Linked DNA regions of Mus musculus: region 1 is linked to region 2. A link is a loop called in an ENCODE intact Hi-C map of the cell type or tissue named here. Cell type or tissue: left cerebral cortex. All regions are shown on one strand. Each heading gives the region's core, and the rest is flanking DNA. Links, peaks and the distances in the headings are about the cores only. Region 1 overlaps Myt1l (myelin transcription factor 1-like). Region 2 overlaps Myt1l (myelin transcription factor 1-like).

Region 1 (2,917 bases), core at 314-2,813, 210 kb before region 2:
GTCTTATATTTGTACAAATATGGCACCTATGTGTACTTCCAAGCTCTGTGCAGATGGGAGAGTCAGGGCAAGAGCTGAGAGACCACAGGCTGGACCTCAAATCCAGGCTTGTCTGATTGGGTCAGGTCTTCCCTTTAGGGTAGTGATTCTCAACCTTCCTCGTGCTGTGACCCCTTCCTCATGCTGTCGTGACCCCCACCCAACCATAACATTATTCTGTTGGTACTTCATAGCTGTAATTTGGCTGCTGTTACTAACTGAAATGTACATAGTTTTGGAGGTCAAGGTTTACCAAAGAGGTTGCAACCCACAGATTGTGAGCCTTTCCTCCAGAGGCTCTCTACGCCAGGCCCGCACATACACGGGAACCACCCAACAATTGACTATGGATTGCAGGGTCCCTAAAACCTTGATCTATATGTTTGTTTTTAAACTCAAAGCACACATGAAGATACTAACTGAAGAACTTTTGGGGTTTTGTCAGGTTTTGTTTTGTTTTGTTTTTTATTAATATGCACAATCATGGGTTTTACTATGGGACGTTCATGCATATTTGTTTTAATATCTTCTCCTACTCACTCCTCCATCTCAACTCTCTCCTGCTGCTTCCTCCCCCATCCTAACCCCCCCCCCCCATGAGTTCTTGTCTTGCGCTTCTATCACTCTCTTTCTCTCCCTTTCTGGAGACTTCTTTCTCCCCTTTCATGGTCTCCCTTCTAGCTCCCCAATCTTGGCCCATACATACATGCTTGCTTTTGTATCAGTTTACCAAGCAAAGGCCCTTGTGCTGCTGTTCCATTTCTGTGTTCCTGAGTTTACACTGGGCAAGCGTGAAGATGCTTCCTTCCTATTCCTTTGTGCTTTCACACACACACACACACACACACACACACACACACACACACACGACTTAGAAACAAAAGGGGTAAGAGCAAGGGTGACTTTATTGCCTTGATTAAGTTTGTTTTATTTTTTTCTTGCTAAATGCACTGTTTTATCAGATGCCTGAATCTACAAGTTCCCTAATTTGCCAGTGGAGCTGCCTGGTCTGACAGGAGCTGTGGGGAGGTAGCACTGTCTGGGTGGCCTCCCACAAGTCAGCACCTTCTTTTGCGGAGTTGTGATCCTCCTTGACCTTTCCGAAGTGTGTGCTTGGAGATGTGTATGCCGGTGACATTAGCCCACGGCTGTCGGCATAAGAAGCACTCCTGTGAGCATCCACCGCTTCGGAGGGTTTCCACAAGAACACAGTAGGCAGAAGAGCATGTCTCCTCTTCATCCTCACGTTTTCCAGTAATTATCAATTCTCGGTCAATATGAGGAAGGAAATTTGCTGCGAAGAAGAGGGGCTGAGTTTCCTTCAGATAGGAAGCACAGTGACTTCATTATAGTCTGAATTAGACGAAAGCCTCAGAGTTTCCAGCAGGGGGCAGTGAACACTCGAAGTGCAGCAGGTGCCCTGAAAACCTGGACTCTAAGCCACGTGGCTCTGCACTGGTAATCTTCACCTAAATGGGCTCCTAAGAGACCCAGAGCTCTGACAAAAGCACAGGCTTTCTTGGAGCCCTCTGGCAAACTGGAGACCCTGTGCTGACTGCAGGGAGCATGGCGTATAAAATAGCTCTCAGGGAAGGACTCCTGGGTGCTCATGGCAGAGTCTCCTCCCTAAACAGTGAATTAGAAAAGCCTTCAGTCAACGAAGCAAAGTGCCTTCCCATGATGTTGCTGTCACAAATCCTTTCCATGGCCTCAATATCAGCAGGGCAGTTTGTCTATTCCCCCTTACCCCTACGTCACAGGATAAACTCAGATCTATTAGCCAAGCTGAAAGTCTCTCTTTTAGTTCTTAGTACAATTTGCCATCCATTTATCTAATGGTGAGCATCCTTATACCCTTCATCTGTGAGTAAACTCTCCCGTGGACCTTTCGGCGGTAAAAGCCATCTTTCATAACAAAGCAATTTCACAGAGATGAGGCAATGTCTGCTGGGATTGTGACTATGCAAAGCTCTGACTGTTGTGCTCCCATTGTTGATGTGCTCTGTGCTCCCAGTGGCCTTTTCACAGAGTCCTCTAAGTAGCCCACGTCATGGTGCTAATAGACTGGTCTCTGTGGGTCTTTATCCCAGGGCTGCATGCAGACTGCAGGCTGTATGGTGGATCATCCTTTGCAGGTGTTAGTGGTTTCATTTATGTAAGGTTACAAAAGTTCGAGGAGGAAAACCCAAACATTATTGCTCTGGTCATGGGCTGTATCAAAAGGTTCCTCAAAGCCATTGCAACACAAATCAGGTCTCTTGAAATGAAGCTTTACAAATATTTAGAGACAATAATATGTTTCACTTTAAAACGCAACTGTCCCTCACTCAGCCTATGTGCTCAACAACAGAGGAGTAGATTAAAAAAATGTGCTATATATGCACAATGGGAATTTCCAGATCTAAAGAAAAAATGAAATTGTCGTTTGTCGAGAGAGAAATGGATATAACCAGAGATAACCATATCAGGTGAATCAAGTTCATCTCAGAAACACAAATGTCATGTTTTCTGTCATTTGTGGTTCCCAGATTTTATAGAGATACATAAAATCAAGTATAAGATGTTATATGAAAGTGGAAGGCAAACTTCCTAGTGAAGCAAAGATGACTCAGGGAGAGGCATGAGAGGAAATGGTAGTATAGGGAGATGTGGGAAGTGTGGTCAACACACATGCGTTTGCATGGAACATCCTATGAGACACAGTAGCATACACAATGTATACGATGAAATCTTAAATGAGTGTGTGTGTGTGTGTGTGTATGCATAGATGCATGTATGTATACATCAACTGTTTCTGTCAGTGCTTCTGATTGGAGTCCTGAACATATTTATGGAAAGAGATCCATGTGCTTCTCTGCCTGAGTTTCTCTTTGAAATT
Region 2 (2,917 bases), core at 314-2,813:
ACATGACCTTGGCATGGAATGGGGTCCCCTTTAGCCCACAGTGATCAGCAAATGTGTTATACTATGTATACTCACTTAACCAGAGGGTGTACCTCTCATAGTGTCATATACTCCATTAACCAAAAGGCCTCGATCATAACATCTCATACCCAACCAGAGGGCACACCTATCGTGATGTCATGCTCACTTAACTAGAGGGGATACCTACCATGATGTCACATCCTCGTTTAAACAGAGGTCACACCTATCATAATGCTACATATTTGCTTTACCAGGGGACACACCTATCATAGCATCATGCTCACATGTTACCAGAGATTTTATCATGACATCATACTTTATACTCCTTAACATAATTCTAAATGTTGATTTAACCCTCTTACTATGTCTTCTTAAAAAGTGTGGGGATGATATAGAGAAAGGATTTTCTAGACACTTATGAATAATTAACCAGGAAGACAATGTCAGTCAGTAACTGTTCCTATTCTCTCTCCAGGTTATGGTTCTATAAAAAGGGTACCACATGGGGCTGTGTAATGGGGCTTGAGTCCCATTGAGGACAAATTCCTATCACAATTGAGGTGTGCTGGCTACTGTCCCATCTTTTTCTAAATCAGAGTTCTCTGACTTTAAGATTATATATTTCAGTATACTGATAGTCATTTTTTTTTCTATGTTAGAGGACATATCTGATACTCTCTGGGTAGGTGTGGCCAGTGGCTGTTCTTAAAGAGGTTCTGTGTTTTCTTGATGATAAATAGGTAGAAAAACAGAAGGCAGAGTGGCCAGGGGTTTCAGACCCCAGTAAGCAGCAGTTAGCTTCCCTGGCAGCAGAGGACTGTGCCCTGGGATCAGAATGGTCTCTGAGAACTTCTGGATGTCCCCTGAATCTGCATGTCTCTCCAGTTAAGCACTATTTAAGACATTTAAAAATTATTTTTCTGTCATGGTTCTTCAAGACCAGTGTTCACAGCCAGAGAGCAATATGTACCACCAAAAATTATTTTCTTTTATTATCACAAAGACAAGACCAGGTTATAGCAAGAAGACCGGGGTGTTTTGTCTCACAATCTAAGAAGCAGAGAGTATGAAATGAGATTACTTATTCCTCATTTCCTTTCTTACTCATATTCCCATTGTAATGAGAAAAAATATACCGATAAAGCGAAGCACTTTGTTTAACAAACTTTACATCCTTAACTATAAAAGCCTAAAATAACCCCCCTACTGCTGTCCATGGCTGCTGTTAGGAAAGCAAGAAGGGCCATCGAACAGTGTCCTTTAAAACCTCCCCTGGCCTGCCAGAAGCACTTCAGTGTTGACAGCCAAGCCATTGCCTCCCCCTAGGGAGCTGAGGGCCGTTTCCATGGAAACCCAGCCCATCTCTTCTGTGGTTTCAAAAACCCAAGCTGTGCACACAGACTGCCTCTGATTGTCCCACGTGGGCCTCCCTTCCTGGGAAGATGTGCTCCTAGAGGGATGGTTACCAGCGTGACAGGAAAAGTGGATTCCACACACCTCCCCCAGGCCCGGAGTGGAGGAGAGGCCTGAGAGGCAGGGCCCTTTTTTAGAGGAATCTTCATCTCCTCACTTGAGGCTGCAGAAAATTGTGGTTTTGAATATTGAAATTTCTTAAGGCTGGGAAATTTTATATGTAAATCTATGAGTTTAAGAAAGCCTTAAAGTCTTGAATAGTCAGATAGGAATAAATGCCTGGGAGGGCAGGTGAAGCAGCCCCAGCTCCCTCTCTCGGCCCAAAGGTGCCACCTGCTGGTAGAGAGTGGCAGGCAGCAAGCGCTTCAGCAGTTAGGAGCTCAAACAGTGCAGGGGGAGAGGAGCAATCAGTGGGCCTGCCCTTCTCTGCTCCTCTCAGAGAGGCTCTCTAGCCCCACAGCTACCGTCCTGGCTGTGAGCAGGCCCACAGCCTCATGGCTAACAGGTGGTCTCACCTGGCCGAGTTCCTGAAAGCAAACCTTCTGCAAAACAATGACAACCCTGAAAGTGAGAAAATTATTTTTTTCTTTTGTGGTAGGAAGAGTGCATCTTGAACCTCTTTCTTACTAGGTGACAAATTATACCTTTGTAAAGGACAGCCTAACACGTAGAACTTGCTGCAAAGGTTTTGTAGGTGGGGGTAGGAGGAGCCAATTATCGTTGTTCTTTCTTGGATATAAGACCTCATTTTCATTTGAGCTTACTCTTGTTAAAGGAATAAACTCTCAATTAACTTTCACTAGGTTTTAAATTAGGAAGAGCTTTAAAATCTCCCTACAGTAGAAAATAAGGCCGAGTGTAGGTCATTGGTGAGTAGGAAACACAGAGTCTCTTGAAACACCTCCAACCAGAACTGTTATTCCTTTCAGTATCTCTCAGGATGGTTTCTCTCAGGTGAGTGCCTCAGCATTGGCAAAATCAACCACTGAACAAGCCTACTGAATCACTTCTCAGGAAATATTCTCTTAGCTATTGAGTGACAGGCCTTATCATCACACAGGACGTGAAGGCTAACACAGTTAATCTGTTCAAACCCAGTCCCCAGTCAGGGATAGAGCTGTTATTGACAAGTAGGTTTCATTCAAACAATCTCAGCCTTATTCTGTAGCCAATGGCTATTTCAAAGGTCCACCTCCTCCTGCGTGGACCTGAGCACTCCACAGACACCTCCACTGCCCTGACATTCAGGTGGCTTTGCTCCTCCCCTAACACAGGCCATAAATTAAACTCTACCCTTACATGTGGTGTGGAAGATATTGACCTCTATCCCTGAGACCGAGATGCACATTCCCTTTCATGGGGCCAGAGGGAAATTAGAAAATTTCTAAACCCTGAAACTTGCTTATGCATCCAAGTGTGGCAATCTGCCATTCGCACATTTGAAACTGGTCCAGTTCCTGTGTGCCCACCTGCTCCTTGGCAC

The links. A loop is a pair of places that touch in the nucleus more often than their neighbours do. Peaks named below come from ENCODE experiments on the same cell type or tissue, not always from the same donor. Only the 100,000 strongest peaks of a DNase experiment are listed, where the experiment ranks them.
Region 1: a loop joins it to region 2, with 5 times the contacts of the local background. A loop is called at or near these places in 17 of 42 quality-filtered maps.

The regions. Positions count from the first base shown.
Region 1 is chr12:29,674,680-29,677,596 of GRCm38, forward strand. All of the region lies in intron 3 of Myt1l (myelin transcription factor 1-like), which reads left to right. It overlaps C630031E19Rik (RIKEN cDNA C630031E19 gene), which reads right to left. Exons shown (of 4, transcript NR_046080.1): 4 at 951-2,917. Among named protein-coding and RNA genes, the nearest start is that of C630031E19Rik, 10 kb to the right of the region's middle. In left cerebral cortex, for the core only: CTCF peaks have their summits at 1,426 (motif pointing right) and 1,629; a DNase peak (open chromatin) is centred at 1,440; H3K27ac peaks cover 1,062 bases.
Region 2 is chr12:29,881,632-29,884,548 of GRCm38, forward strand. All of the region lies in intron 18 of Myt1l (myelin transcription factor 1-like), which reads left to right. Among named protein-coding and RNA genes, the nearest start is that of Gm46346, 32 kb to the right of the region's middle. In left cerebral cortex, for the core only: a CTCF peak has its summit at 1,777 (motif pointing left); DNase peaks (open chromatin) are centred at 1,435 and 1,739; H3K27ac peaks cover 2,399 bases.